Linked DNA regions of Homo sapiens: region 2 is linked to region 1. A link is an interaction called in ENCODE POLR2A ChIA-PET data of the cell type or tissue named here. Cell type or tissue: B cell. All regions are shown on one strand. Links, peaks and the distances in the headings refer to the core of each region. The heading gives the core; the rest is flanking DNA. Region 1 overlaps TPX2 (TPX2 microtubule nucleation factor). Region 2 overlaps NOL4L (nucleolar protein 4 like).

Evidence for each region. Peaks named below come from ENCODE experiments on the same cell type or tissue, not always from the same donor. Only the 100,000 strongest peaks of a DNase experiment are listed, where the experiment ranks them.
Region 2: POLR2A ChIA-PET joins it to region 1 with 5 read pairs; 2 of 35 experiments call an interaction of 5 or more read pairs at or near these places.

The regions. Positions count from the first base shown.
Region 1 is chr20:31,778,355-31,794,097 of GRCh38, forward strand. It overlaps TPX2 (TPX2 microtubule nucleation factor), which reads left to right. Exons shown (of 18, transcript NM_012112.5): 10 at 459-630; 11 at 3,895-4,036; 12 at 5,351-5,567; 13 at 14,381-14,476; 14 at 15,494-15,670. Among named protein-coding and RNA genes, the nearest start is that of MYLK2, 33 kb to the right of the region's middle. RefSeq lists enhancers at 7,266-7,765, 9,902-10,401. In B cell, for the core only: no CTCF peak of the experiment used is centred there; no DNase peak of the experiment used is centred there.
Region 2 is chr20:32,518,364-32,534,106 of GRCh38, forward strand. It overlaps NOL4L (nucleolar protein 4 like), which reads right to left. Exons shown (of 11, transcript NM_001256798.2): 2 at 9,395-9,550; 3 at 2,448-2,559. LOC101929698 (a long non-coding RNA gene) reads left to right here. Exons shown (of 3, transcript NR_110619.1): 3 at 1,036-1,922. Among named protein-coding and RNA genes, the nearest start is that of NOL4L-AS1, 35 kb to the right of the region's middle. RefSeq lists an enhancer at 6,168-10,948 and a silencer at 8,932-9,105. In B cell, for the core only: no CTCF peak of the experiment used is centred there; a DNase peak (open chromatin) is centred at 10,206.

The sequences.
Region 1 (15,743 bases), core at 6,375-10,374:
TAGGAATAGGCTTCTTCATCAGTCTCTTTAGGGGATGTATGGAGAGATTCCACTGATTCAGGAAGCTGCCTGACCTGATGCATACCCAGAGGCCCAATCAATTTTTTTTTTTAAAGTGGAGTTGAGGGTGAGATTTCTTTGCAGTGCTTTTTGTCTTCAATTCTAAGATAGCTTACTCTGGATTCCTTCAAAACATTGACATGGTTGGGGGGAAATTACCTATGTACTATTCCAGAACATAAGATTTGTTAAGTGCTAGATCCTTTCTTCCATTTTTAATTTTTTTTAATGAGAACAGATTAGTTATAACCCTTGCTCAAGGACTGACAAACTTCAGAATAATAATCTTGGTTTTACACAGGCCTTTTTTATTGATCCTCTGTGCCGAATATGTGGCTTATGGTAGATGTGAGCTCTTCCGTGACATTTCATTTGGGGAACAACTTTTCTCTTTACAGGCCCGAGTGACTAAGGGATGTACCATTGTTAAGCCTTTCAACCTGTCCCAAGGAAAGAAAAGAACATTTGATGAAACAGTTTCTACATATGTGCCCCTTGCACAGCAAGTTGAAGACTTCCATAAACGAACCCCTAACAGATATCATTTGAGGAGCAAGAAGGATGATATTAGTAAGTTTCCTACCAGTATCACAGTTGGATGGAACCTCTCCTACATTCCCTCTGCTTACATCTTAGGCACAGATTTGTCTTTAGCTGAAATCCTAGTTTTTCAATTAAAGTATGGCGTGTGACTATGCAGACAACAAATGTATCCTTCAGAATTTTTCAAACCACCCAGCTGTCTGTCTTATACCCATCAACCGTCTTGATCCTCCTCATCAATAATTGGCCAAGGGGAATGAGTTAAGGTAACCTGAGATGTCATTACACATCCTTAACGGACATTTTTTTGCCATGTGTCAAAGTGTCACATTGCATTTAGTTACCTATAGAAAATGAAGGCATTTCATTCATTCAAGGCTATGTGCTTTTTATTCAGTGGTCCACCAAAATTTTTACTACTACTAACCAGGCACACTGTGTTAGGTATATAGAGGTAAATAAAATAGACTTGGTGCTACTCAACATCAGGTTTCTAATTCAAGTTTCAAAACTCGACATCAAGTTTCAAAAGCCTTTACCATAATTTGTAGTGACCTATTTATCTCTGTCATTAGAGATACACTAATTAGTTCTTTGCATTCTTAAACTGTCATTAGATAAACAGGTCACTACAAATTATGGCAGGGGATTTTGAGGAGGAGGGAGGTGCAAGAGTCAAAGGAGGTGGGAGATAGGGAGAGCATGTCTGAATGTTGAGAAGTCTCGTCAGAGATAAAGAAGCTGAAGGTACGAGAGAGAGGAGATAACTAATGGATTAAGTCCCTGAGCAGGCAGGTATTGGAGGGATACTTAGCACAGGTGGAGTGAGTGTTCTTTAAAAGGAGGATGGAAGAGTGGGAGGAATGGGTGCAAATACTGGGGGAGTTTGTAGATTTGGTGGTGAGCAGATGAGCGGATTCTAATGTAATAGTTTCTATCTTTATGGAAATAATTTCTGCAAGAAGGAAGATGAAATCTGAAGGGTGGAGGTGGTATTAAATAGTTGTTGGGAGTATAGGGATAGTATTCTGGATAAAGCAGAATGTGGTTGTTTTACCTTTGAGGATCTCTAAATTTTTTATATCCTTGCATAGGCATTTTTTTTGAGACAGAGTCTCGTTCTGGGTGTCATCACCCAGGCTGGAGTGCAGTGGCGCGATCTCGACTCACTGCAACGTCCACCTCTTGGGTGCAAGAGATTCTCGTGCCTCAGCTTCCCGAGTAGCTGGGATTACAGGTGTGTGCCACCATGCCCAGCTACTTTTTGGATTTTAAGTAGAGACCAAGTTTTGCTCTGTTGGCCAGGCTGGTCTTGAACTCCTGGCCTCAAGTGATCCGCCCGCCTCAACCTCCCAAAGTGCTGTGATTACAGGTGTGAGCCACTGCGCCTGGCCAAGTACAGCATTTTTTAATATTATTATTATGTTCTAGTGGCCAAAATGATTTTGTTAGATTTTATAGTATGAAAATAATGAAATATTCTTCTTTATTCTAATGGAAATTTAAATATTAAGCATAACTTTTCAAATAATATATGACTCAGAGTCTGATATGTCCTGCTTTCAGAATACTAGTCCTGGCAAAAGGAAAGAGAAATTATATTATGCAATTTTTATTTAAAACTTTGTACAGTTACAGCTAAATAATGGTTACATGTATCTTTGAAACATGGCTTATTTCTAAAATAGATTTGGTTTTGATCTACCACTGTTATGTGACAAGACCTAAATTGAAAGATTCATTCTATATTAGTTATGAAAATTGACAAGGTTTCACTGGCCAGGTAAATTAATATTTTCAATGAGTGGTGGTGATGTCTTAATATTGATGCTTTAACATAGTTTTTAACTTTCTCCATTTGATTTTCTGTAAGATGTGGTCTTGATGCTTTTATATTGATTTCATAAAATTGGGAGTTTTCACTTGGTCTTCTTTTGTTATTTATTTATTTATTTATTTTCCTTCTTGTTTTGCTTTTTAGAGACAGGGTCTTGCTCCGTCACCCAGGCTGGAGTGCAGTGGCGTGATCATGGCTCACTTCAGTGTCCAACTCCTGGGCTCAAGCAATCCTCCTGCCTTAGCCTTCCAAGTAATTGGGACTATATATAGGTGCATGCCACCATGCTTACCTAATTTTTATATTTTCTTAGGAGACAGGGTCTCATTATGTTGCCCAGGCTGGTCTTGAGCTCCTGGCCTCAAGCAGTTCTCCTGCTTTGGCCTTCTAAATTGCTAGAATTACAGGTTTGAGCCATTCTGTTCAGGCTTTACTTGGTCTTTAGGAAGGCCTTATATCTTTTTTTTTTTTTTTTTTTTTGAGACAGAGTCTCGCTCTGTCGCCTAGGCCAGAGTGCAGTGGCGCTCATTTGGCTCACTTGGCTCACTGCATGCTCCGCCTTCCAGGTTCATGCCATTCTCCTGCCTCAGCCTCCCGAGTAGCTGAGACTACAGGCGCCTGCCACCACGCCCGGTTAATTTTTTGTATTTTTAATAGAGACGGGATTTCACCGTGTTAGCCAGGATGGTCTCGATCTCCTGACCTCGTGATCCCCCTGCCTCGGCCTCCCAAAGTGCTGGGATTACAGGCGTGAGCCACTGTGACCGGCCAGGAAGGCCTTATATCTTAAAGCTGGAATAAGCAAAAATTTTTTGTGTTAATAACAAGCAAAATAATTGGCATTGTCAATAGAAAGTATAGGCCTGGCCAGGCACAGTGGCTTAACGCCTATAATCCCAGCACTTTGGGAGGCTGAGGTGGGTGGATTGCTTGAGCCCAGTAGTTCAAGACCAGCCTGGGCAACATAGTGAAACCCTGTCTCTACAAAGAATATAAAAATTAGCTGGGCATGGTGGTGCATGCCTGTAATCCCAGCTGCTTGGGAGGCTGAGGTGGGAAGATCACCTGAGTCCAGGGAGGTTGGATTTGTAGTGAGCCTTTATGCCCCTGCACTCTAGCCTGGGCAACAGAGTGAGACCCTGTCTCAAAAAAAAGAAAGTCAGTCTAGGCCCGTGCAGTGATAAGGAACCTGTCAGACATGGATGGATTTTCAGTTCAGAAGATGACAGTAGAGTTTACCCAAAGGCTACCTTAGTCATACCCCTCAATAAAAGAGGAATAGGGGAGAAGTAACTGAATGTTGGTTGGTTTGACCAATGTAAGCTGAGCTGACTGTTGTGGGCCCACCACTCTGTGGTTGGTTTATCCCTCTCTGGGCTACATAGGTGAATCACCACTTACAAGTAAACTGGGTCTTGCGGATCTAGATGAACATCTGTCATCTCTGTTTACAGACCTGTTACCCTCCAAATCTTCTGTGACCAAGATTTGCAGAGACCCACAGACTCCTGTACTGCAAACCAAACACCGTGCACGGGCTGTGACCTGCAAAAGTACAGCAGAGCTGGAGGCTGAGGAGCTCGAGAAATTGCAACAGTAAGTCCCACTGGCAGTATCTGAGGAAGAGTTCCACGAACCTGCCTACTTTATTTTCAGTTCTGTTAGGGTGACAGTTGCTATTTTTCTTTCCGTAAAAATTTATGGCATTTGAGTAGTAGGCTCTGCAGGCTACGCCCCTGCCTATATGATTTAAGGACTATAGTGGGAATATGGAGATGTTCTGGAGTATAAACTGGTAAAAATTGAATCCAGGCTGGGTGTGGTGGTTCACACCTGTAATCCCAGTACCTTGGGAGGCCGAGGCAAGAGGATCACTTGAGTCCAGGAGTTTGAGACCAGCCTGGGCAACATGGTGAAACCCCATCTCTACAACAAATACCAAAAAAAAATTAGCTGGGCATGGTGGCATGCGTCTGTAGTCCCACCTACTAGGGGGCAGCCTGAACCCAGGAGGTCAATGCTTCAGTGAGCCAAGATCACGCCAATATACTCCAGCTTGGGTGACAAAGCGAGACTGTCTTGCACATACACACATACACACACACACACACACACACACACACACACACACACACACAAAATCTAATCCAGAGGTTGCAGTAGAAGAACTTACTTAGGATTTCAATTAAGGAATGCCCTCTAAGGTTAAGTTAGGTAGATCCCACCCTTTTGTGACTCCCCAAGGGATTGTTACAGCTATTATTAGTGGAGGGAAATGGAAACTTAGTGTGATTCGTAGCATTGGAGTTTATTTCCTGTATCCTTCTTCCATTCCTTTTTGTGCTTCTTTTGAGGAGGGGGAGCTTCTTCTGTGAAGTGAAGCCTCAATTCTTAAGTGGTAGGGATGTTAGGACTGTCTGATTTATTCTTTCTTCTTTTATTCTTTTATTATTTTTTATTTATTTATTTTTTTTGAGATGGAGTTTCGCTCTTGTTGCTCAGGCTGGAGTGCAGTGGTGCCTCTAAGCTCACTGCAACCTCCGCCTCCTGGGTTCAAGAGATTCTCCTGCCTCAGCCTCCCTAGTAGCTGGGATTACAGGTGTGCACCACCACGCCCAGCTAATTTTTGTATTTTTAGTAGAGATGGGGTTTCACTGTGTTGGCCAGGCTGGTCTTGAACTCCTGACCTCAAATTATCTGCTCACCTTGGCTTCCCAAAGTGCTGGGATTACGGGCATGAGCCACCGTGCCTGGCCCATTGTTTTTCGTTTTTATTTATTTTATTCTGTTGTCCAGTCAATGGGAGCATAATCTTAATGATTACTATTCTTTGTGGTTGGCTTACTTTGTTTGTGAAGTTTTCATTTTATTAAAATTTTTTTTGTGGTTATTTAAATTTTCACCTTACAGATACAAATTCAAAGCACGTGAACTTGATCCCAGAATACTTGAAGGTGGGCCCATCTTGCCCAAGAAACCACCTGTGAAACCACCCACCGAGCCTATTGGCTTTGATTTGGAAATTGAGAAAAGAATCCAGGAGCGAGAATCAAAGAAGAAAACAGAGGATGAACACTTTGAATTTCATTCCAGACCTTGCCCTACTAAGATTTTGGAAGATGTTGTGGTAAGGTTGAGGCTATGTGTGCTGGCAGAAGTGTACTGCTCATGACCAGATATCCACCCATTCACACAAAAGTTTGGGTAGATATTATGAGCAGGGCATCATATTAGGAACTGCAGGTGATAAAGAGACTTATCGGAAGTGGATTTTGCTTTTAGTTAACTCAAAGTCTGGTATGGGAGACAATATATGTGTGAATAATAGAAAATGGACAGAAGTGTTCTGAGAGAGATGACAGTTAAAATAGGAATTCAGAGGAGAAAATGGTTTCTTCCAGATAGAAAGTTCAGGGTGTGCTTTGTAGAGAGGCACATTTGACCTGAGCCTTGACGATGTACTGTAGTAATAGTTATTGTGTTGCTATTGTTGTCATAATAGCTGACAATTTTACTGTGTGCCAGGACTGCTCTAAGCCCTTTTCATATATTAGCCCATTAGTTTTGACAACAACCCCTTTAGGTGGGTTATTTTATCACCTGTTTCAGATGAGGTAACCGAGGCACACAGAGGTTATGTAGTATTCCTAGAGCACTCAGCTAGTACATGGTGGAGCAAGTAAGAGTTCAGACACTCTAGCTACAGAGTCTGTGATCCTAATACCTCATTATATGCCTCTCCATTACATGATAGAATTTTGACTTGCAGAAATGCAAATGGACTGGATTGGCAGAACATTCCAGGCAGTAGGAATTACATGATAAAAAGCCTGACGGTGGGAAACAAGAAGCTTCTACTGGGAGCTGTTAGTGGGTCAGTTAAGCTGGAGAAAAGTTTATCAAGAGCCACTGGAAACTGTTTCAGAGAAGTGAGTTGTAGTTTGATAATAGGCTCACAACCACAAGTTTAGAGAAAATGTGCAATCAGGAAGCAAGGCTACAGTCAGAGAATAAGCAATGGAGTTAAGCACCTGCATAAATGCGAAAGCGGCTTTTAGTTACATTTCAGTGCAGATGAGGACCTCACCCGCCGCCACTGGTTTGGATTGCCTGGATTGATGCAGGTCCGGGATAACTCTAGAAGCACTCTGTTTTCCTATCTTCTTTCTTTTTGCTTGCTTTAGAGTCACCATGCTTTTAGGGGAAACTGCACCAATGTATTACCTTTGACTGAGTACCTAGTTTTGTTTATTGTATTTTCTTAGCACTAAATCAGAAGCAACTTGAAGTTATATTTTCCAGGCTTTACAAAAATCATGATTATGCTTAGAAATGGTTCTCCTCCCTGATACCTACTTTTGATTGAGAGCTTTTTGCGTGACTTCTGTTCACGATGCTTTTTTTTCCCTGCCATGATGCATATGTACTATATGCCAAGCTCTGTTACAATAAACTGTTAAGAAATCTTCCCCCACCCAAGTGATTAATCTCCAAGGGCTGTGCCTTCTTTGTCTTTACCCATTGAGGAAACAGTGTTGTGAATACAACAAGGGAAAAGTAGGTTATATGCAAACCTCAGAGTTGTAGAGCCAGAAGGGCTCAACGTTTAGTTTTACATACAAGATAATGGAGCCCCAGATAAGAGAAATTATTTCTTCAGGGTTTCTATAACACTCTTTTGGCACCTTGCTTTTGGTTTTTTGTTTTGTTTTTTTTTTTTGAGTTGGAGTTTAGCTCTTGTTGCCCAGGCTGGAGTGCAATGGCGTGATCTCGGCTCATGGCAACCTCCGCCTCCCGGGTTTAAGCGATTCTCCCACCTTAGCCTCCCGAGTAGTTGGGATTACAGGCGCATGCCACCACGCCTGGCTAATTTTCGTATTTATAGTAGAGACGGGGTTTCGCCTTGTTAGCCCGGCTGGTCTCGAACTCCTGACCTCAGGTGATCCACCCGCCTTGGCCTCCCAGAGTGCTGGGATTACAGGCGTGAGCCACCGTGCCTGGCTGGCACCTTGCTTTTAATAACATATTTTCCTCCAAGCTTTTCCCCCTACCTAAGTTTTTGTTTTTATTTATGTACCACTCTCTCAATTTGTCCTATATCCTTGTACCTTACATACCAATATTATTATTTTAAAAATCAACTCACTTTGTAACCTAACGTAAATTTAAAGGGAACTTTTAAATAAATATGTAAATGGAAAACCAGTACCTTTTGCCACAAATAACACAGCAATAATAGCTAATACTTATATAATGCTTATTACATGCCAGGTCTTTATTCTAAGCTTTTTACATTTATATAATAATGCACTTAATTCTCACAACAACCCTATGAGGTAAGCACTGTAGGTACTTAATCCATTTTACAGTTAGGAAACATAGAGGTTAAATAACTTGCCCAAAATCACAAACTAGTGAGCGGCAGAGCTAGCATACGAATCTTAGGTGATATGATTCCAGGGTCCATGCTGTTATATAAAAATAGAGGTTACCTTTTAAAATAGAAGGTTCTTAGGAAGTATGTGCTTATTTAAAAAAAAAAAAAACAACAGTCTACACCTCACCTAAGATCCTTTCTCATAGCATCAGTCACACCTGAACTACTGTTTTTTTTTTTTTTTGAGACAATCTCACTCTGTTGCCCAGGCTAGAGTGCAGAAATGTAGTGGTGTAATCTCAGCTCACTGCAACCTCTGCTTCCCAGGTTCAACCAATTCTCATGCCTCAGCCTCCTGAGTAGCTGGGAATACAGGCACACACCACCATGCCCAGCTAAGTTTTGTATTTTTAGTAATGACTGGGTTTCGCCATGTTGCCCAGGCTGGTCTTGAGCTCGTGGTCTCAAGCAATCCACCTGCCTTGGCCTCCCAAAGTGCTAGGATAGTAGGCGTGAGCCACTGCACCCAGCTGAACTACATTTTTGAAAACACTGATTAGGAAATTGGTTTGTCAGTTGTGTGTACTCTAGAAATGCTAGGGTGAAGTAGTAAGTAGGGAAGGGTGACCAGAGTTCATTAGGAGTTAGTTGAGATCTTAGAGTAGTTGGGTACCAGGTTATACCTGTGAAAATTCTGTGTAAACAGATCTGCAAAGCACTAGGTAAGGTGTGACCGAATTGATACGATTTGCGGAATGGAAGTGTTTGCCAAATCCAGCTGGTTCTCAGAATCCTCTGGGGCTCTTATTACATAAACAGATTTGTTGGGTACATCACAGAGGGAGCCCAGATAAAGCACTGAGTATGGTGCCTGACACGCAGTAAGCAGGGGTATTATTAATAGTAATTGTCATTTTATTGAGTGCTTACATTGTCCTGAGTACTTTATGTAGATTGTCTTATTTATGTCTGATTACACTTCTAAGAGGTGGAGTCTATACTTATCCCTATTTTTCAGACAAGGGAATAAACACTGAGAGGTATCTAGTATGCAGAACCAGAATCTGAGCCCATCATCTCCTTAAACACTGTATTATTGTACCCTACAATGCTTACTGTTATCATATTTATTTTGGCAAATGAGGTTTCTGAGTTTGACACTGGCTGTTTGCAGGTTTCCCTACTAAAATTTCCAGTGATTTGACTTCAACTCTTGGTTTCTAGAGAAGCATAGCATAGGAAGAGATGTTAGATGTGTTTTCTTCTACCCGCTTCACTTTTCAGAAAGGGAGGTTTTGAAAGGGGTGCAAACCAAAAAGTATGAGACAGGTCTCAATCAATTTAGAAGTTTATTTTGCTAAGGTTAAGGATGCATGCCTGGGAGACAGGTCTGTACCTTTCTCCAAAGATGATTTTGAGGGCTTCATATTTTAAGGGGAAAGGGTGGATAGTGGGGAAAGGGGAAGAGATTTTGAAAAGGTATGGGTAGGTAAGAGGCAAATGGTTGCATTCTTTGTTCACATGTGAGAGGGGGTAGAGGAATAGTTACTTATGCATTCATCTAGTTCAGTGAATCTGCATTTTTACATAAGATAATTAGGGCAGAGGAAGCAATCAGATACGCATTTCTCAGGTGAGCCAAGGGATGACTTTGAGTTCTGTCCTTTGTCCTGTACCTGTGAAGATAAGCTATCAATTTATATTGTCAGGGTGAAATTCAACAGAACTGTTTTAGGGTGAAGAACTTGGGGCCCCCAAGGAATTTTCAAGTGGGCAAATTGTGAGGGAGGTATGTACCTTTTTCATCTTTGAATGGGAGGCAGGTTTGCATGTTGAAGTTCCTAGCTTGACTTTTCTCCTTGGCTTACTGATTTTGGGGGTCCCAAGATTTATTTTCCTTTCACAGGGGATTATAGCTTGCCTATGGAAACATTTAAAAGAAACATTTATAAGAGAGTAAGTCGGCCAGGCGCGGTGGCTCACGCCTGTAATCCCAACACTTTGGGAAGCCAAGGTGGGCTGATCACCTGAGGTCAGGAGTTGGAGACCAGCCTGCCCAACATGGTGAAACCCTGTCTCTACTAAATACAAAAAAAATTAGCCGGGCGTGGTGGCAGGCACCTGTACTCCTAGCTACTCAGGAGGCTGAGGCAGGAGAATTGCATGAACCCAGGAGGTGGAGGTTGCAGTGAGCTGAGATTGCACCACTGCACTCCATCCTGGGCAACAGAGCGAGACTCTGTCTCAAAAAAAAAAAAAAAAAAAAAAGTCTTTGAACTTCTAGTGTTGGACTTTTACAGCAGAATTTAAGAGCCCACCTTCCAGAGCCTGATGCAGCTTGTCTGTCTGATGCTTTTGTTCCCCATCCACGTCCCCCCCAGTGCTGAAGCTGTTTCGTGTGTCCTTACAGTGTTTCCTCTGCACTTCCACTTGTGGTTGATAAGTGGCAGGGGGACAATAAATAGAGTTGATGAAAGATGGGCTTGGGCAGCAGTGGGCCCAAGTGAGGCAGAAATGAGAAAAGGACTCCTGGGGCAGAGGTGGAGTGACAAAGCCTTGAGCACGAGGGTGTGAAATGTGAACTTGGTGCTGACCTCTATTGGGCAGCCGGGGCACCACGGAGGTGGATGTGGTGTCAGTGAGACCAGTGAGTAATTTTAGCAGAGATACTTTAGGGATGACTTGGGGAGGGCAGCAGGCTTTTTTAAAATATATATACTTCCCAAAATAACATTGCTTCAGAGTAGTTTCCTAACTGCCCTGGGACAGGCCTGAGATCCTGTCCCAGGGTACTTGGGGGGCACATCCTGTCTTAGGGAGAGGTATTCACCTCCCCATTCCCATCCCCAGTCCTGGCTGCTTTTCCTAAATGCATCATTTATCCACCCACATTGCCCCATTCTAACCACATATCACCTCTTTAGAGATACCTTCCCCTTCATTGAGGGAGCATCCCTCTAATAACCATTAGCTCCATATTCTGCTGGGTTTCTTTAGAGCACTTGTGAAAATTTGGAAGTATTTAATTTGTTAAATCTTCATTGTCTCTTTCCTCCATTAGAATGTGAGCTCCCTGAGAACAGGGACCGTGTGTATCTATATTATTCACTCTGTATCCCTAGCCCCTAGCATAGTGACCACCACAGCACAAGCACTCTGATATCGGATAACTGAGTGAGTAATAGTAGAAGCTGACATGCACCTAGACACTAGGAATTCAAAGATGGTATAAGACACGGCCCTTGTCCTCAAAGCTTTCATAGTCTGGTAGAGCATATAGATGTGTAAATGAGTAAATATGGTAATATTAACCAACATATGTTCATTGAACAGTTACTACGGGGTCTTCTAGTAGGTGATATGGGAAGACAAAAGAATGCAAATGACAATATTCCAGTCCTCAAGGAGCTTATAATTTAAAAAACTTAAAATAGCAAAAACAAAAAAAAACAAAAAAAAACTTTCTTTGTTTCTGTAAACCCAATTTTCTTTTCATTATTTCTAATCGAGCCCCTAGTTAACTTTGATGGAAGGGGGGCTGGGGTGTGAGTGGATAGTTGCTGCAAAGATGATTTTCATAAATCATCTTTTCCTCTCCCCCAACTAATTAAGAGATTGAGCTCACTCATACATATCTCCTTCATGGCCTACTTATTAGAGGTTTCCCTTGCTTCTCTTTTAAAATGCAGACATTTCTGTTGGGTGAATGCAGAGAGAGGGAATTATTTCAGAACTAAATGAATCCTCAATTACTTATTTCAATTACTTTATTTTATTAAAAAACCCCAAGGCCTAGAAGGATATCTGATGTGTTTAAGGTTATACAGATTGGAAGCAGAGCTGGGCTGGAACAGACAGACCCGTGGCTTCTTGCTCACTATTTGTCTCTCTTCCACTTGCCCCTGGTGCATTCAAGCAAGATGCTAGTGTCCACATGTCTATAGAAGAGCAGATTTTGTTGTTGTTGCTGTTTTATGGTAAACATCATTTGACAACCCATTTCTTGGAGTTTTGTCACTCTGAATACAAGATCTGCTATATTGGATTTCACTATGCTAATGATTCTAGCATTCTTTAGAAAACATATAAGAAATTTCACAGCAGAATGAGCATTCTCAGTGGTCACCTTGAGAGACTGTAAATCCCTTCCAATGATTGTGATACTGCAAAAAGCATTTTGGAAAAGCCATGCATCTTGAATCCTGAGATGAGCCTTTGGGATCCCTCCCAGGATGACAAATCTTCACGTGTATTTTAAACATTAATTTGCTTTTAGGATCTAGTCTAAGGTTATTTGGAACTAAAACTTCTGAGTAGTCCAAGATAATAGAGGTGTAAACTATTTGTTAAATGAATAGTAAAGATTGAGCAACTGTCTTGCATGGTCCAGAAAGTGCCTTTGAAAGCCACTCCAAGAAAGACATTCCAAACATGTTTCGAACGGTTGCAGCATTGTTGGGATTAAGGAGAAGGCTCCCAAGGTATCCTCCTAGAGTCCAAGGTATAAATTCTGTTACTCATGTGTTCATTCATTCTTACTGCATTCATTCAACAAACATTTACTGAGTGCTTTATACTTGCCAAGGTCTATGTTAGGTACTTGGGTCTGATGGAGTAAAATAGTCTCCATCCTCGAAGCACTCAGGCTAGCAGGGGGAAATGAACATCTAAATAAATAAGTGCAATTAAGTTTTGTATGGACTGTGATAAAACCATATACAATGGGATAAAGGGGTCAGTTCTGTAGGTCCTGGGAGTGGAGAGATCTATTGAAAGGCTTTATAAAAGAGGAAAGGCTTTATAAAAGTGGAGGCTTGAAAAGATGAATTGGGTGCTTTCAAGCAGCCGGGGCATTTCAGACAGAGAAAGCACAAGCAAAGGTAATGAGATAGGAACCATTTGGGGAGCGATCAGTAGTTCGTTGTGGTTGCAACGTGATATGTAAGGAGGGGTGAGAGGTAAGGCGGGAGAGTCAGGAGGGTACCAGATTAATGCTACTACTAAGGAGGCCATGAAGGCGATATTTATGAGTGAGATTCAAGCAAGTGCCTTGTGTTTCACGAAAAGGAATTTGTTATGCTGTTGTAGGTAAGCAATAGGAGCCATTAAAGAATTAATTTTTTTTTCTTTGAGACGGAGTCTTGCTCTGTCGCCCAGGCTGGAGTGCAGTGGTGCGATCTTGGCTCACTGCAAGCTCCGCCTCCTGGGTTCACGCCAGTCTCCTGCCTCAGCCTCCCGAGTAGCTGGGACTACAGGCACCCGCCACCATGCCCGGCTAATTTTTTTGTATTTTTAGTAGAGACGGGGTTTCACCGTGTTAGCCAGGATAGTCTCGATCTCCTGACCTCGTGATCCACCCACCTCTGCCTCCCAAAGTGCTGGGATTACAGACATGAGCCACTGCACCTGGCCTAAAGAATTTTAAGTCAGGAAGTAATGTGATCAAATGTGTTTTAGAGTAATAATGTGGACTACATGCAGACAATGAATTGGAGGAATGAGTTGTGGAGCTGAAAGACTGTTAGGAGACTAGCAGAATGGCACAGGCAATAGCTGAAGTAGGTCTGGCAATGAAACTTTAGGGAAGAGCAGAATAGAGAGCTGATGGGGGCAGGATGTGGACACGAGTGTAACAAGAAATTACTGAGGTTTTGTTTTGTTCTTAATCGATCTGGCCGTACACTTCATTCAAAACAGCAGCCAAGAGATACCATTTTGCAGTTAGGATTAATTGCCAGATTTGTGATAGAATATAAACTCTGTGTGAATCAAAAAATGCTGTGGAACAACTCTCTAAAATGTGTTAGTTTTAAATTATGTGCACAATATGATACATGTCATTTATTCCACAACGATTTGAAATGTTAGCAGTGTTTTAAAATCATTAAGGAAAAATCTTCAGGGTAGTTGAATGTGTTGGAATTATGAGATATAAGGCTGGGTACAGTGGTTCACGTCCGTAATCCTCACACTTTGGGAGGCCAAGGCAGGAGATTGCTTGAGGCCAGGAATTTGAGACCCATCTCTACAAAAAATGATTAGCTGGGCAAAGTGGTGCGCGCTTGTAGTCCCAGCTACTCAGGAGGCTGAGGTGGGAGGATCACTTGAGCCCAGGAGGCAGAGGTTACAGTGAGCCGAGATTGCCCCATTGCACTCCAGCCTGGGCAACAGGGTGAGACTCTGTCTCAAAACAAACAAACAAATAAAAGGATTATGAGATGTAGAAAATTAAATTTCTCTCTTAATTCACCCTCAAAGAGATATGAGAGTTGACAATTTGGTGTTCTTTCCCTTTTATGTTCTTTTATTTTCTGTGCTTAGATTAATTATATTTTAAAAACTCAAAAATATCATTCTAGGCCATGTGCAGTGGCTCACACCTGTAATCCCAGCACTTTGCGAGGCCAAGGCAGGAAGATTGCCTGAGCCCAGGAGTTTGAGACCAGCTGGGCAACATAGTGAGACCCTGTCTCTACCCAAAGGGGAAAAAAGGATTTAATCTTCTCATACAGCTTAGTGGAGATCATTTTGTGATATCTAATTGAGTTGCTTACTCCTTTCAGGGTGTTCCTGAAAAGAAGGTACTTCCAATCACCGTCCCCAAGTCACCAGCCTTTGCATTGAAGAACAGAATTCGAATGCCCACCAAAGAAGATGAGGTGATTCCCTGGGAGTAGGGGGGTTCTTTTTCCTTCTATATAGTCAGTCAATCTAAGCCTTATCATTTATTAATCTTAATGGAGTTCAAAGGCAACCACTCTTTTTTGGACTTGTCTTTAAGAATGGGTATGAACATTTGTTCATTTTTTTTGTTCCTCCAAGAACAAAGTAATTGGTAAGGGTATGAATTTTCTGCTCTTAGTGATAACTAGTTACAATTTATGGAAACAGTAAGGAGCAGTTAAGCATTGGAGGCTTGTCTGCTGTAGCATTGAAAATCAGCTGCTCTTTGTAACATGGATCAAAAGTTGCACTTTATTTTGCCTTAGATTGTCACTATTCAGTGATGGACTTTGAAAATTCATACTAAGCAATTACATCCACCTTGTCCTATCTCCGTTAACCCAGAGGAGTTGCAAAGGTGACTGTGGTGATCGTTTATGGAATTGTAATATATAAACTGTCATTGGTCAGGCCAGTTTCTTGTTACATCTCCCATTTTATCTATAAATATCCAGAGTTAGGGTAATTTTATAGCAGATTGCAAGCATAAGCCTTTTTATAGGTTCATTTGAAACTAAAATACGCAGTAATCTTGTGTTACCAGCTTGAACCCAAACAACTTGGGTTTGGCAATCCTATTCTGGGTTTGGCAACCATTAAGTCCCAGTCACATGTTTTAATGAAGTCTAGAGGCTGGGTCAAAGAAGAGACTAAGGTATATGCTTGGTTGGGACCGATCTTCTGATGTTCATTTTATTCATAATGTTAGATCTTATTTAGTTTTTACAACATTCCTGTGGAAAACTAGATCTTTTAAGAGTAATTGTGTTAGCCCTTGGTGGTAGATGACTTACCTAAGTCATCATCCTTCTTGGATAGAAAAGGAAGCTAAGACTTCCTTTAATTTTGTTTTAATTAATGCCACATATTAATATAATGTCTTCTGACTCCACATTCTGGGGAAGTTGGAGAGAGTGAGGAGTCTTATTTCTAAACTGCAATTTTTTCCCTAGGAAGAGGACGAACCGGTAGTGATAAAAGCTCAACCTGTGCCACATTATGGGGTGCCTTTTAAGCCCCAAATCCCAGAGGCAAGAACTGTGGAAATATGCCCTTTCTCGTTTGATTCTCGAGACAAAGAACGTCAGTTACAGAAGGAGAAGAAAATAAAAGAACTGCAGAAAGGGGAGGTAGGTGTTTCCATTTCTGCAAGTAGTGTAATACTATTCTTTGATCCCTCAAAGACAGTTTTTTCTGTAGCAC
Region 2 (15,743 bases), core at 8,346-12,345, 740 kb after region 1:
TGGGGTGTGGTGGTGGCAGCCAGCGAGGAGAGGAAGCAGGCCACTGCTGTGCTCCGCGTTGCCCTCCTGGCCACACAGAAGCCCACAGATGAGGAGTGCAGCCTGCAGCATGGGGAGACCTCGCAGCCATCAGTGAGGAGTGCGGAGGGAGCTGAGGAATGCCCTCCATACTGCCGTGGGATGTGTGGCAGGAGAGGGGAGCGGATGGCGCCTCAGACACCCCAGAGCAGCCCACAAATGGAGCCCCTCTTGGCTTCGCCTCTGTTCCTCCAGGCAAGCAATTCTGTGTCTGACTCCGCCAGTTGCTATGGAAACAATGAGGAAAGGAACGGGAGGGGACAGGCGGATGGGTGGGCAGGAACCAGGCAGTCACCACTAGGACACACACCCCTGGCCCCTGCGGCCTAAACCCTGGCAGGGTGGAGAGTGGGGCAGGGAAAGCCCTCCAGCCCATCTGCAGGTACCAAATGCTGTCTTGGCCCAGGGGTTGCAGCTGCTGCCTGGCCAGGGGCAGCCCACGTGGGTGGCAGCATTCAGGATCACTGGCTCAGGCATGCATCGAGGGAGTGTCCAGCATTATAACAGGAACCGCAACAGCCACAGCTCTCTCTTCCTGCACCAATGCCAGGTACAGGGACTAACCCATATCTTGTCAGCCTTCTGATTAACCCCATTTCACAGATGAGGGAACTGAGGCTCAGAAAGATGAAGTCCCTTGCCCAGGACACACAGCAGCTGAATGGTAGTGCAGCCCTGGAGCCCTGTTCTTAACATGGGAACCAGCATTTATGAGGGATTAACTAGATCCATTCCTGCCCCTCGTGCTTTGAAGTTGGCCCATGTGCCCAATGAAACAGCCGTGGCCTGATGGCTCCCAAGGGCATGGAAGCCTCTGGATTTGGTGAGTCAGCTGCTGTCAGAAGCCGTTCACGTGTGTCAGGGACAATGAACACAAGCAGAAAGCCCCGCTTGACGCCCATGCTCCCAATCCTTTGTTGTCTGCTCAGGCTTTGCTGTGGATTTTTCCTTCCCCAGATTCAATGGATGCTACTTGAGTGCCACCCGGATAAACGGCGCGCCCTTCATTCGAGTCTGTTTCCATCCTCGGGCCTGACTTCAGCAACTTCCACAGGCCCGATGCCCGGGAGCTGGCATGATGCACCAGGCAGTCCTGGAAACCCTGATAAATCGCCCACCTGGGCACCATTTCTCAGGGCAGCATTATAATTGTACCAGCCAAATGTGCTGGGCCGTCTCAATGTGCCAAAGCCACCTGCAAACAGATGGGCCCCCAGATTTCCTGGAGGCCTCTGGGATGTTCAGTTTGAGGGGGTGCGGGGGTGCTGAAGTGAGGTCCTTGCTGGTCTCACTGGGCAGGACAGAGCTGGAGGGCATGGACGTCAGTCCAAGGGATCACCTTTGGTGGTCACAAGTGCTCTGGGCATTTTATTTTATTGTTTTTTGAGATGGGGTCTAACTCTGTCACCCAGGCTGGAGTGCAGTGGCATGATCATGGCTCACTGCAGCTTCCACCTCCCGGGCTCAAGCAATCCTCCCACCTCAGCCTCCCAAACTGCTGAGATTACAGGCATGAGCCACTGTGCCCAGCCTGCCCTGGTCATTTTAAATTCTCATCAGTCGGCCGGGTGCAGATTACACACCTGTAATCCCAGCACTTTGGGAGGCCAAGGCGGGTAGATCATGAGGTCAGGAGATCGAGACCATCCTGGCTAACATGGTGAAACCCCATCTCTACTAAAAATACAAAAAAAATTAGCCAGGCGTGGCGGTGGGCACCTGAAGTCCCAGCTACCCGGGAGGCTGAGGCAGAAGAATGGCATGAACCCGGGAGGCGGAGCTTGCAGTGAGCCGAGATCGCACCACTGCACTCCAGCCTGGGCGACAGAGCGAGACTTTGTCTCAAAAAAAAAAAAAAAAATTATCATCAGTACTCCGTGGGTTTACTTATCAGAGGCCACATGGGTGTGCACAGGGTGGAAACAAGCACCAGGGAAGATGTATCATTAACAGGTATGTGGGTGGGAGGATGCATGCACACGTCTCAGGGAGGGTACAGGCCAGACCCTCGTGCATGGAGAAGCAGTGGGAGGCATGGATGGAACTTTGAGAACGGGGCAGGCTGGCCATTCCCAACTGGAATCCGGCTGGGAGGAAAGGGGCTGGCCGGGGCCTTGCAAGGCAGGGGAAACATGTTGTTCACTTTTTTGTTTTGTATGGTTGGTTTTTAAGTGAAATTTGAGATTTAAAAAAAGTTAAACGAAACAAAACAAGGCGCTTTGGGCAGCACCACGGACCCATACTGGCCTCTGGGACTAGCAACAACAGCTGCTGGACACTTTTCTGTGCCAGCAAAAGCTGGCGTCTTCAGGGACAGTCCACTCTTAGATGGCCCCCGCCCTAGCCCTCCAGCACGCCACCCCTGCTACCTTTGGGTTCCAGGCCATTGGAGTTAAAGTGCATCCTCTTCTGACACTCCGTACAGCTCATCAGGAACCGGGTCACGGCCTCTCTCGGGAGGAAGGCATAGGTCTCTGCGATCTGGAGGAGAGAAGAGCTTCGCTTGTTATATGGATCTGTGGGGAGGCAACTTGGCCATGGGGTCACCAAGGTCTGAGCTTTGGTGGCAGGTGCTTCGGCTCTTGCAAGGAAAGTCAGGGATTTGAGGAGCAAGGGACAGGTGTCCTGGATTCTCAGCTGTGGCAATGAGACAGTACTTTTGTGGAAAACCATTTGTTTTAAAAATCGCAATAAAGGAGGTTAAAAATTGAAAAAGCAAACCCTTTAAACATTATCTAGTCTTTAACCTATATTCTAATAAGTAACATTCCTCAGAACATTTTATTGCTGCTACAAAAAAATGGGCTTACAAACATTGCTCTAGCGTAGGGTGAGCAGTTCCCCTCTTAGAGATGGATAGACTGAGACCCACAGATAAATTCACTGCCCCAGGCCCATACACAGAACCAAAGGTCCTACAAGCCATCTCCTGTGATCACTGACAGGTCAAGAACCTTCTTAGGAAGAGCTGTGAAGGGCTAGTACCAGGCATCAGACTTTTCAAACTAGACAGGCTCTGCAGGACCCCCATGTTCCAGGCAACTATGGCTTGGAGAGGTGAGCTGACTCCCCAAGGTCACAAGGAATTTTCAAGGCAGTGCCAGACTAAACCCCATGTTCCAGGTCACACCACTCCACAGTTGCCTCCAGAAGGCCTCCCCTAGTTGAGGAGGAGGACAGGGATGCAGAGGGCTGGGGGAGAGACACAAAGAAGGGAGGGAACATGAAAAAAGGGCTGGGTGGGGGAGTGGGGAAGAAGTGGCTGTGGGCCTAGGTGTCCAGCCCTTTCCTCTTGCTCTGGGTTTTGGAAAAGCCACTGACCCTGATTTAGCTGTCTGGTGGGGCCAAAGAGTCCCTTCAGTCCCAGGTTCCCTGGGCTGAGACTGCCCAGTTACTGGTTTTCCATGTGCTTCCTGGAGCCTGGGTCCTCCCGCACCTCTCCACTAAGGGGCAGCATCACCCAAGCGTTCCGCTGTCCTCGCCGCAGCCCGCAGCCGGGCTGGGAAAGTTGGCCAAGGGTGAGGGGCTGCTCTGCGCTGCGCTTGGCCCCGCCTTCCCACAGCAACTGCAGGGGTTTGCTCCTTTAGAAATGCACGAATGTCCTTCTCCATCTCTGTGATGGCTGGAGGGTAGAGGTGGGCTAGGGCGGGGCTGGGGAGTGGAGTTGTGGGGGGATGCAGAAGGCTTGGGGTGTCCCAGGCTGTGGCTGGGCTCTTGGAGGACCAGCTCAGGCACAGCTTCCAGCTCAGCCCACTGGCAGAGTCCAGGGGCCACTCTTGCCAGCTGCAAATGCGAAGTTAATTTTGGTGACACAATTGTTATTTCTCAGCTGATTTGATGCTCTGTGGAGCAGGCAGGCTCCTTGATGAGTTATCTCCCTTCCAAATTCCCTGTCTGATTGCCTTCCTCTGGAGGTCAGGGACAAGGGCAAACCCCAGTGTCTCTGACTGGAGCAGCGGATGGGAGAGCAACATCAGGGATGCAGCTGGTCCTTGTCAGGTGTCAGGTCCGAGGGATGGGGCTTTTCTGCCATGCACACAGAGAGCTTCATCCCTAGCCCAGGCCAGGATAAATGTGGCCACCACTCTACCCCTGGAGAGGGAGCCATTCCTGTGCCCTCAGTAGGCCAGGCAGCAAGAAGGGCCCTGCCCATCCTGTGTGCAGCCCTCAGCAGAGCAGCCCAGGGCTGCCTGGAAGTCTGGGGGCACGTTCCTCTCAGGCCAGCTGGGTCTGGAGAGAGATGTCTGGCTGAAGGGTGGCAGCTGCAGGAGCAAGTGTGCAGGAGGGAAGGGCGTGTGCTAGGCAGAGCAGAGGGCTGTGGCTGACTTGGGCCGACAGATGCCCCTCGGCTCCCCTGAGACGTGGCACCCTAGGTCAGGCCTCAGGAGAGCTCAGTGGAGGGCCCGGGGGAGGGTTGCACAGTCAGCTGGGAGAAGAGGGCCAGGTCCCTACCATGAGGGCAGCCCTACTAAGCTACCCAAAGCTTGCCTGCTCACCTGCCAATGGGCAGAGAAATATTTTTTAAAGGGCTCAGGGGGTCCTCCTGGCCTGGCTGCTCTGCTGAGGGCTGCACACAGGATGGGCAGGGCCCTTCTTGCTGCCTGGCCAGCTGAGGGAATAGGAATGGCTCCCTCTCCAGGGGTAGAGTGGTGGCCACATTTATCCTGGCCTTGGCAGGGACCCCAGCAGTGTGCAAAGGCTGGCTGGCGTGCCACAGGGAGGGGAGTGCTGAGCACACACCTTCTGGCCCTGGGTCCCATTGATGGGTGGAAGGGGAGGATAGAAGGCTGACAGGTGAGAAGTCCTTGGAACTGCCTGAGGGCCAGGGAGGGAAGCCCTGCCCCACAAGGCTGGATTGTCTGCAAGCCTGGCTTAGAGCTCCCTGGGGAGTCAATAAAGCGCAGAGTCCAGCCCAGCTCTGCACTGCCGTAGGGACCTGTATAGAGGATGACAAACCCTCCCCCTGCAACCTTCAGCAGGCATCTTCTGATTCATCTTCCTGGCTTGCCTGGGACCAGAAATGGGACCTCCATTTCTGATTGAGTGCACGAATGCCCAAGGCCACAGGACCACAGAATGAGTCGAAACCAGGAGGACAATCCTAGCAGATGCTCTAGTTAATAGGATGGTGGTTTTCAGATGGTTTTAGATTTAAGCTGCAGACCCTGTTCTAGAAATAGACTCATACACTGAAGCCCAAAACATGAAACAGATAAAGACAGAGCTGCTGTGTCTAAGGAGGGGAAGTTCCAGGACCCTTGTCCCTGCCCAACTGCCCTCCGCTGCCCTGGGCTGCCTGCTGCCTTGCTCCCCGGGCCTCCTGCCTGGACACTGAGTCCCGTATGTGAATTTGCCTTTCACATTTTTCCTGGTGGTAAAAAACAGGGACTTCACTGGCAGAGAGAGCAGGAGCTATTTGCAGAGTCGCTGACTTGCAAGGCCCCATTTCACTCCCCAACTCAGAGGCCAACAAAGACAGATGAGGCCAATTGGGGGGATTTGCACCACTTTACAAGATCCTCCTTCTGCCCTGAGGGTGGATTAGCACGTGGTGGGCCTGGAGCAGCTGCTGACCACATCTGGCCCCAACTCCAAAGTGGCCTGGGCAGCTAGATCCGGACTGTGGAACCCGATCTGACCTACCAGCACCCTGGGAGGGAAAAAGGAAGCAAAAGGGCTTGTTCCAACCCAGAAGGGTGCAGAAATCAGAAAAGCAGGAAGGCCCCTTGGAAAAAGGACTAGCCCTCTGTGTGAGTTCAGGAAACTCTGTAGAACCAGCTGGAGCCTTCCTCAAACCCTGGTGCTGGAGAGACCTCCGAGATCCTCTGCACCTCAGGTCACACTGAGAAGCTAAGTGAGACAGGGACTTCCTACTCGAAATGGGAATCCCTGCATTATCCATTGCACATGGCCATCTAACTCCAGCTCGAATACCTCCAGTTTCAGAAAGCTCATTGCCTGCCCTATCTGATCCACGGGTGGACAGCAGTAGATGCCAGAAAGCTCTTTTCCCTACCAAATAACACGCCTCATTTAGTGCACTGAAAAAGTCTGCCACCGCCCTGCCAGTCCTAACTCCTATAGTACCCTCCTAGGCCTGGAAAAATCCAGAGGGGCCCTGTGCCCTAGAGACTGTCAGGCAGTCTGAGGATTCAGCGTTGGCAAAACACAGAGATAGATCCAAAAAGTCCTCAGCCAGGAGCTTGATGCGTACCCCGTGATGCCAGGCTGTGCCCCTCTGCAGCCATCAGCAGGGGTTTCCTTGGGGGCTCCTTCCACAGGCATGGATGGGTGGGGGCCTCGTGTCTGCAGAGTGGGGCTGAAGAGCTAGGTATGGGTCGAGGAAAATGGGAGCAGATGAAGAGGGGCACAAAGGCATCCAGGCACCACCCCCTGCCCCCAAAAAAGGAAAAGGGTGGCATGAGAAGGGTGACAGATGGGGAGGAGAAGGGGAAAAGGAGAGGAGGCACGTAGGGGAGGAGGGAGGTGTGCCAGCCCCTTCGGCCTCACACCCACGGCAGGAGGGCCCTGGCCTGCTCAGCTCAGCCTTGGCCCTGCTGCTGAAATTCCAGCTCTGTGTGCAGCTCAGCTGGCTCAGTGCCAGTCATGTGCCAGCTCCAGGCTGGGCAGCGGGAAGTGGGGCACGCGGCAGGCATATGGACGAGAAGCCAGGAAGTGCAGAGCAAAGGGCTGGATGTCCGCTTGGCCCAGGGATGCAAGTGCTGGCAGAACCAGCTCAGCCCTGCCCTCCCCACAGCATGGAGGCCGCAGACCCCTGCCTTCCTAAACCGCCCAAAGAGTGCCTGTGGACGAGGCTTGATGCTGGACACCGAAGGGGCCAGGGAAACCACATGATCCAGCTGGCTCCAGCCCATCCGCCTGGACAACAGCAAGTCATAGGGCTTACTAGCTGACCACAGGAGGGTTGCAGAGAGGCAGGATGTGTGGTGGTCAGGGCACAGGCTCTGGGGTGGGTGGCCTGGCTCTGAATGTCAGCTGACTGACCTCAGGCAGGTTATGTGTTTCTCTGAGTCTCAGTTTTCTCATCTTAAAATGGAGGTAACAACAGCACCTGCTTCATGCATGCAACCTTCATACATGTGTAGGAAGTGCTGGTGTAGAGCACATGCTGACTGCTCAGCACAATGGTGAATTTTATTTATTTCTTTTTGAGACAGGGTCTTGCTCTGTCACCCAGGCTGGAGTGCAGTAGTACAATCATAGCTCACTGCAGCCTCAAGCAATCCTCCTGCCTCAGCCTCCCAATCAGCTAGGACTACAGGCACACACCACTAGGCCTGAATTTTTTAATATATTTTTTATTTTTATTTTTGGAGACAGAGTCTCACTCTGTCACCCTGGCTGAAGTGCAGTGGCATGATCCCAGCTCACTGCAACCTCTGTTTCCTGGGCTCAAGTGATTCTCATGCCTCAGCCTCCCAAGTAGCTGGGATTATAGGCATGCGCCACCATGCCCAGCTAATTTTTGTATTTTTAATAGAGGTAGGGTTTTGCCATGTTGGCCAGGCTGGTCTCACACTCCTGGCTTCAAGTGATCTGCCTGTCTCGGCCTCCCAAAGTGCTGGGATTACAAGCATGAGCCACCACGCCTGGCCCCAATTTTTTTTTTTAAGAGAAGGGGTCTTGCTATGGTGCCCAGGTTGGTCTTGAACTTCCAGCTCAAACAATCCTCCCATCTCAACCTTCCAAAGCGCTGGGATTATAGGTGTCAACCACCATGCCCCACCCACAATGGTAAATTTAATGCTGAGAAAATGTGGTCTTGTCAGTGCCAAGGGGCCCATGTGGGCCCCAGCCTGGGTGCCTCTTCCTTCTTCTATGATCCTCTGGTGGAAATACCCTCAGAACTCCCTTCCCACAAGTCACTTCCCAAAGCACACAGACCGAGAAGCAGGAGGGGCGGGGAGACCATCACCATCTCCTGCCTTCCTGGGCAGACACCTTGCCTCTCTGAGGCTCTTGGCACATGGGTCCATCCTTAAAATCCATTTAGGGCAAAAGCCATTTTCTGAGGACAAGGACTAACCGGATGGTTGCATTAAAAAAAAAAAAAAAAAGATGGGCCATAAGGGGAAATTATAGACTTTACAGCCACCTCCACGGTAGTCCAAAGCTATTTATACAAAGAACTTGGGGTGGGAAGTTTCACATCTGCCTTGGGTGGGGAAGCCCAGCCACAGAAGGGCATATCTCTAGAAGCTCCAGAGAAAGTCGGCATGGAGGACACTGGCTGACTGCAACTCAGCTGCCGTCTGACCTTGGACAAGTGACCCAATTCTCTGGGTCCCAGTTTCCTTAACTGTGAAATGGGTCCTCAGTGCCTCGGTCACAGGACTGCATCAAGGCTTGAATGAGCATGAAGGGCTTGGCTTTACTGGCTTCCCTGGGCACTGGACAAATGGTTCAGAGCTATGTATGAGCTGTGGATAGGCCCACATGTGGGTCAGCAGGAGATGGATCAGAACACAGGCAGGCCCCTCTGCAGGGTGAGGAGGGGCCTCTGGTCTGGCCAGTCCCATCTATTTCCACCTCCCTGGCATTTGTGATGCTTCCTGCCCCTAGGTTGCCTTTTTTGCCCTTATGCCTCCCCAAAGCGTAGAATGCCAGTACAGGTGTCACCTTCTCCACACAGTCCCCCGGGCTCATCTGTGTCTGGCGGTGCCTGTGCTAAATGCCCCTGAGCCTGGGTTCTTGCTCTCTCAAAGCGAGCCTTGGAGACATTTCTGCTTCTCATGTATCTTGTTTTTGCTCTCAGCCTCCCCACCCCAAATCCAATTGTGATCTCCTGGAGGGTGGGGAGCAGGTCCTTCGACTTCCCCTGGGGAACTCCCAGTCCTGACTTCACAGGATGAGCTCACACATAGGAAGAGCTCAGGACAGGCCTGGCATGCAGTAAATGCCATGCCATGAAGGCATTTGCTCCTCTGATTATTATCTGTCCCCAGCACCCCAGCCCCAGAACAGGCTGCAAGGGGCTGGGGGTGGTGTCGGGTGGGAGCAAGTGAAGCAGAAACGGGGAAGAGGAGGGCGCCTCCTGCCCTCATCCCTCTCCTTCCCTCCCTCTCACCCCCTTCAACCTGCTTTTCCTTTGTGCTCAGACCACAGATTCCCTCCCCTCGCCCTGTGAGCCATCTCTGGCTGCCGTGCCCTTGCCCTGTGCCCCCCTAGATCCCCAAAGGCCGTTTCATCACGCCTCAGCTCCCTGCCCCGCCCCCCAAGCCCAACATGTGCGGAGCCCGTGGCCTCCTGCCAAGGCCTGGGGCTGCCAGTGGAGGCAAAGAGACAGAAATCTCACCGCTCGGTAGGTTTTCTTCTGCCCAGCGTGCTTGGGGGCTTTGCCTGGCTCCGCTGAGCTCTCCACATGCATCGAGTAGATGATGTCAAAGAAATCTTCCACCACAGCGACCCGCTTCAGAGAGATGCCCTCTGGCTCCGACAGGCCATCTGCCCCCTGCGACAGGGTGGACAAGCTGTGTTAGTGTCAGGAATGATGGCGGGGTGAGAACTGGGCCCTGAGGCCGGGGCAAGGGGTCAGGACGGGCAATGCCTCCGACAGTGGGTCTTGGGGTGGGGAGGGGAGGGAGCCTACCGAGGGGGCTCCCTGGAGGGGGACGCCAGAGTCAGGGTGGCTGCAGCTATGAAATCTACCAGCAACAATGGGCAGAGAACGGCGACAACGAAAATACAAATTAAAAAACCAAGAGGCTCCATGTTCACAATTTCAGACAGATTGTGCCAGACTCGGGCGGGGAGCTCTTGAATCACACGCTGTGCCAAGACCATCCTGGAAGTCTCTGGGGAGGGGGGAGTGCTAAATAGATGCGGCCCCATCAGGAGCTCGCCAATTAGCAGTAACCTTTCACTGTGGGCCTGGGCTGGGGTCCCGGGGGAACAGCTCCGATCACCTGGGTGACTCCTGCCTCCGCCCTGGCCTTTCTGAAAAGCTTTTCGCGGCTGCCTGCCCTCCCCACTCCAGCAGCTGAGCGCCAGCAACGGCACCCGGGCCCTTTGTGTGTGGAGATGTACAGAATAACAGGCACGAGGCCACGAGGAGGTGGCAGGGCCGTGTGAACGGGGCGGCCGTGGGCCCCGAGCCTCTTATCAGGCTGGCTGAGTGGTGTCAGCTGGCCCGACTAGGTGTGCCAGGAGCAAGACGGGTCCTTCAATAGCAAACAGCTGTGGGGCTGACGCCTGCCCTCCCCTCCAGCAGGAAAGGGGGCTGCAGGGAAACCACAGGGCAGGAGGCTGGGGGTGAGGCCAGGGCCCGGAAGGGAACGGACTGCTGGGGAACTGCTCCGTGCAGGCAGTCCTCACAAGGGAGATACACAGACCCAGAGACACTAGGCTGTCAGCCACCAGCTCCTTCAGGGGAGTCTGTGGGGACGTTAGGGGGCTTTGAAGATCAAGAGCAAGCCATATGGAGGGAATTTGAGGGGAAAGGAAGCAGGCTTTTCTCTAAAAGTGCCCAAAAGACACATCTCCAAGAGAATTCTTCCCCAAAGGACCCCAACTCAAGGATGTCAGCAACAAGAGGATGTGGGCTTCGCCTGCTCCTTCTCAGCTCTCTCCAGCACTTACAACAGTGCCTGACACATAGTAGGTAGTCAGTAAATAATGACTGAATGACTGAGTGGTCATAAGTGGCAGCTGGGCAGGGTCACTTGGACACACTCTGCCATGGTTTGAATACGGCCCCATCATGGAAGTGGCCCTGTGACCCCGAGCACTTACTGTGCTTCGAGCTTCAGGCCCTTTATCTGTAAAATGGGGATAACAGAAGCCCCTTTCCCATGAAGAACTGAGTTGTGTGTGCAGCACTTGGCACTGAGCCTGGAGTACAGGGATTGCTAGATATTGTTATTAAGAAGTGCTTTGCAGTTCACCATGTTTCCCCCAGGTATGAGAGAGCCGAACACCGGGGCAACCCTCGGAGGTTGTTAGGGTCAGGACCTGCCTGAGGTACAGTGGCTGGTGGATGGCACAGATGGCTTCAGACCTTGGACTCTGTAGTCCAAGTAGAATACAGGCCACACTGGGAGGTGACGCTCGCTCACAACACGTTCTGGCACAGACAGGTCTTGGTTTCACCCAGTAGCTTTCTCGACACACCATGATGGCCGAACAGCAGTGTCTCTTCACCAGCAGCCCATTCAAGAGCAGAGAGCAGATGGGGGGCAAAGGGCATCTGGGATGTGGGGTCCCGAGCCCCACAGCTAGCGGGCAGTGTCCCTAAGTGGTAACCCTGGGAGGTGACCTCACTGGCCCCAACAAGGCCCTCTTGCCAGTGGCTTCCTTCCTGGTCAGAACCCATTTCAGTGGGACGTCTCAGATAGCACATATCTCTCTCTCTCTGTGTGTACAGGAGAAGCCACTTGCTGGTCCAGCTTCCTCGCTGTGAGATTATGGGCAAACCCTTCAACCTCCCCGAGCTTCATTTATGAGATGAGCTGTAAAGTTCCATGACTTTTCTGCTCTTAACCTCTCTCAGGAATCAATTTTACCTCTTTTGGGGAGTATCCCACCCCCTCCGACATCTCAGGCCATCTGTACGGGCTGATCAATGACTAACTTGTTCACTATTGACCCGTAAATGCCCAGCATTACAGGGCTCTTCATATACTGCCATGACAGGGTTGGGATGGGACAAATATTATGATAGGTCAGTTAGACTTTTAAAAAATTTTTTACTCAGCAAAGATATGGATTTGGGATGTACAGTTATAATACACTTCTAACCAGAGGTTCACATTGGTGAAAATAAACAAAATGAACCTTAAGAATGAATATAGCTGGTTTTGGCTGGGCGCGGTGGCTCACGCCTGTAATCCCAGCACTTTGGGAGGCCAAGGCGGGTGGATCATGAGGTCAGGAGATCGAGACCATCCTGGCTAACATGGTGAAACCCTGTCTCTACTAAAAATACAAAAAATTAGCCGGGCATGGTGGCGGGAGCCTGTAGTCCCGGCTACTCGGGAGGCTGAGGCAGAAGAATGGTGTGAACCCGGGAGGCAGAGCTTGCAGTGAGCCGAGATCGCGCCACCGCACTCCAGCCTGGGCAACAGAGCGAGATTCCATCTCAAAAAAAAAAAAATGAATATAGCTGGGTTTCTATTTGTTGATCTGGGCAGTAGTTATAGAAGTGTGTTCAATTTATTAAGTCATTAAATCTTAACACTTGGCCGGGAATGGTGGCTCATGACTGTAATCCCAACACTTTGGGAGGCCCAGGCAGCCAGATCACCTGAGGTCGGGAGTTTGAGACCAGCCTGACCAACATGGAGAAACCCCGTCTCTACTAAAAATAGAAAATTAGCTGGGTGTGGTGGTGCATGCCTGTAATCCCAGCTCCTCAGGAGGCTGAGGCAGGAGAATCACTTGAATCCAGGAGACAGAGGTTGCAGTGAGCTGAGATCACGCCATTGCACTCTAGCCTGGGCAACAAGAGTGAAACTCCATCTCAAAAAAAAAACAAAAACAAAAACCTTAACATTTATAATCTGTGTATTTCTGTATGTCTGATAAACTTTAATTTAAAAAACAGTTTTTAAAAAGGATATCATGGGGGTAGTTCCACTGAATTTTTAAATTCAGGTAAAATACCCATGCAGAATGTACCATCTTTACCATTTTTAAGTATAGAGTGAAGTCAGCCACATTTGGATCACCTGAATCCAGAGGCATAGCTCTAGAGGCTTAGCTGCTTAAAGGCCAATAGACCTCCCTGTTCAAAATTGTTTCAGACCAGAACACAGATATTTCTGGAAAAGGAAGGAGATAAAATTTTGTGGGAAGGAATGGAGAAAGAAAGCAATCTGATGAGGAGACAATATTTTATGTAGGTGAGATGGAAATTTCCCCCTAACCAGCTTGTGGGGGCCTTAGGTGGGTTACTTTATTTCTATACCTTTTTTTTTTTTCTTTTTTTTGAAACACAGTCTCACTCTGCCATCAGGCTGGAGTGCTCACTGCAACCTCTGGCTCCTGGGTTCAAACGATTCTCCTGCCTCGGCCTCCCAAGTAACTGGGATTAAAGGCGCCTGCCACCACACCTGGCTAATTTTTGTATTTTTAGGAGAGATGGCGTTTCACCATGTTGGCCAGGCTGATCTGAAACTCCTGACCTCAGGTGATCCATCCACCTCAGCCTCCCAAAGTGCTGGGATTACATGTGTGAGCCACTGTGCCCGGCCTATTTTTATACCTCTTGAAAGTCAGTTTCCGCACCTATAAAATGGGCCTAAAAAGTGCTAGTTGGATGTTCCAAGGATCAAGAATGTATGTCAGGCATCCAGCACATACAGACTTGGTTAATGTTCATCTCTTCCCTTGGACCCCTCTGAGTCTGGACATTTTGTGTTTAGGAATCTCCTCTTATCTCTGGTCCCTCTGACGCGTCCAGAGGGGACCCATGACAAAATGTGTCCCCCTCAGTAACACCCACCATCAGAAGAGATGCACAGTCTTATTTAATTCCTAAATAATATGCTAAGGCTCCCACAAACTTGGAATAAGCTTTCCAAAAGTCAAAGTGTAATTGACCAACCCAGATAAAAAAGCAAAACGTACTGTCCCATGTGGCCTGTCTCTTCCCAGCCTCCCACCTGCCCTCTTAGGTTGACTCTGGTAAACAACAGCTTTGCACCTGGTCCAATGTGACCATAAAATTAATCCCAGCAAAATTATTCAGGGAAGCAGTTTTCAGTTAGTTCCTTCTTTAAAAATTGATCACTTTCTCCCTTAATGTTCAAATTTGGGTCCTGTAATCCACCTATCTCTACAGCAAAGATTTACATAGGAAAGGAGAGGGCCTGGAGCGACCAGAACTCAAACCACGCAAGGGCTGCAGAGCCATACCTTGAACTGTCCTCTGGTGAGCTAGGGCCACCTGGATTCCATGTGTGCTACACCCTAGGGGAAGAACGCCAGGATGTCTACGTGGCCTTCAAGGAGAACCCTGAGAAGACAGCAACAAAGGGATCCGACAGTAGTCACGTGCCGCAGACATCTCTGCTATCCCTTGCATCCATGGAGGTAATAACCTTCATGCTAAATGCTGCAGGGGAGGCAGGCCTTCCCTAGCTAAGGATCCAGACAGTGCTGCAAGGGAAGAGCTGCTAATAAAGGAAGCAGAAAGCACCTTCCCTGTAGACTTGGGAAGCCCCTGCCATCCCCCTTCTGCCTGGTACCCAAATTAGCTTCATCTAATCCATTGCCCTAAGCAAACTGGACAGTGAATTGACAAAGGAAGTTCACTTTATCTATAGGCTGGATCAAGAAGGGACTTGGAGTCTCCTGCCTATCCCAGCTTCCTGGAAACACCTAGCAGGAGTAATGGAATGGAACCCTGTATCACCCCATGGGAAGAACCACGAAAAACACACAGTCACTTGTGTAGGATCAACCTCTGGGGCCTTCCTGCATGGAGAAGAACATTGCCATGGTAACACACACCATCCTTTCGAACCATCCAACCCCCAAACAGCCTGCCAGAGCCAGGCCAACAGAATCAGACATGGCAATAGTTTTAAAAATTTATGGAGAAGCTGGGCATGGTGGCGCATGCCTGTAGTCTCAGCTACTCAGGATGCTGAGATGGGAAGACCACTTGAGCCCAGGGGTTTGAGTCTAGCCTGGGCAACACAGCAAGACCCATCTCTAAAACAAAAACAAAAACAAAAAAAACCTACACATTTATGGAGCTACATTCTTGGACATCACCAGCTCCCTTAACACCAGCCCATTTGGGTTCTAAATGAAAAGCTAGGTGGCAAGTCATTGACAAAATCACCAAATGTCTACTTAAATACATCTGATATTTCAAAATATTACAGCAATGGTCCTTAGACCAGCAGCATTGGCATCACCTGGGAACTTGTTAGAAATGCACATTTTCAGGTTCCACCTTAAACCTACCAAATCTGATGTGCTGGGGGTTTTAACAGGCCCCCCCAGATGATTCTGATGCAAGACAGATTTTGAGAACTGCTGATCAGAATGTCTCCATGATTGAGCCAGGGAGGTAACTGTAGGAAAACAGGTATTGGCTCATTAAATATAGACATGCTCTGTGCTTCCTGGCCTAATATATTAATATTTTCATTTCCGATGAAGGCCAATTTTCCTAATGGTGAGAACAAAAGAATCTTATTGGGCAACATTAGTATAAATTCAACACATCTGCCCAGAGACTTAATGTGGATTATGGATAGAAAGAGCAGGAACGCCCTGCATCCTGACATCAGATTTTTAAGTCCTCCCTGGCAAAGTTAATAAATACTTAAGCAGGGCATCCCTTGGCAGGTCCTTTCTGGCTTCCTCGTTTTCCTCAGATGGATCTGAATGCTCAGCATGCTAATTCCCAGGCTGCAGACCTAAGAGGGGGATCGGCATGTCTTACCAGGCCATTAGACAGGCTCCTGCCGGGGCGACCTCAGGGAGCTCCTGAATCGGACTGAATCTTGCCTGTCTCCCCACATGAGCCAATTAAATGGACCCCTGCCCCTGATGGTGAAGTGAGGTCCAGTTGCTAATGGATTGCAGTTCTGTCATCTCCATTAGAGCTTCGAAGTCACTTGCTGGTAATAAGTTACATACTTATCAAGGTGGGATCACAGTTTTAGGCCACCAGGGTGCCATTTAGTGTG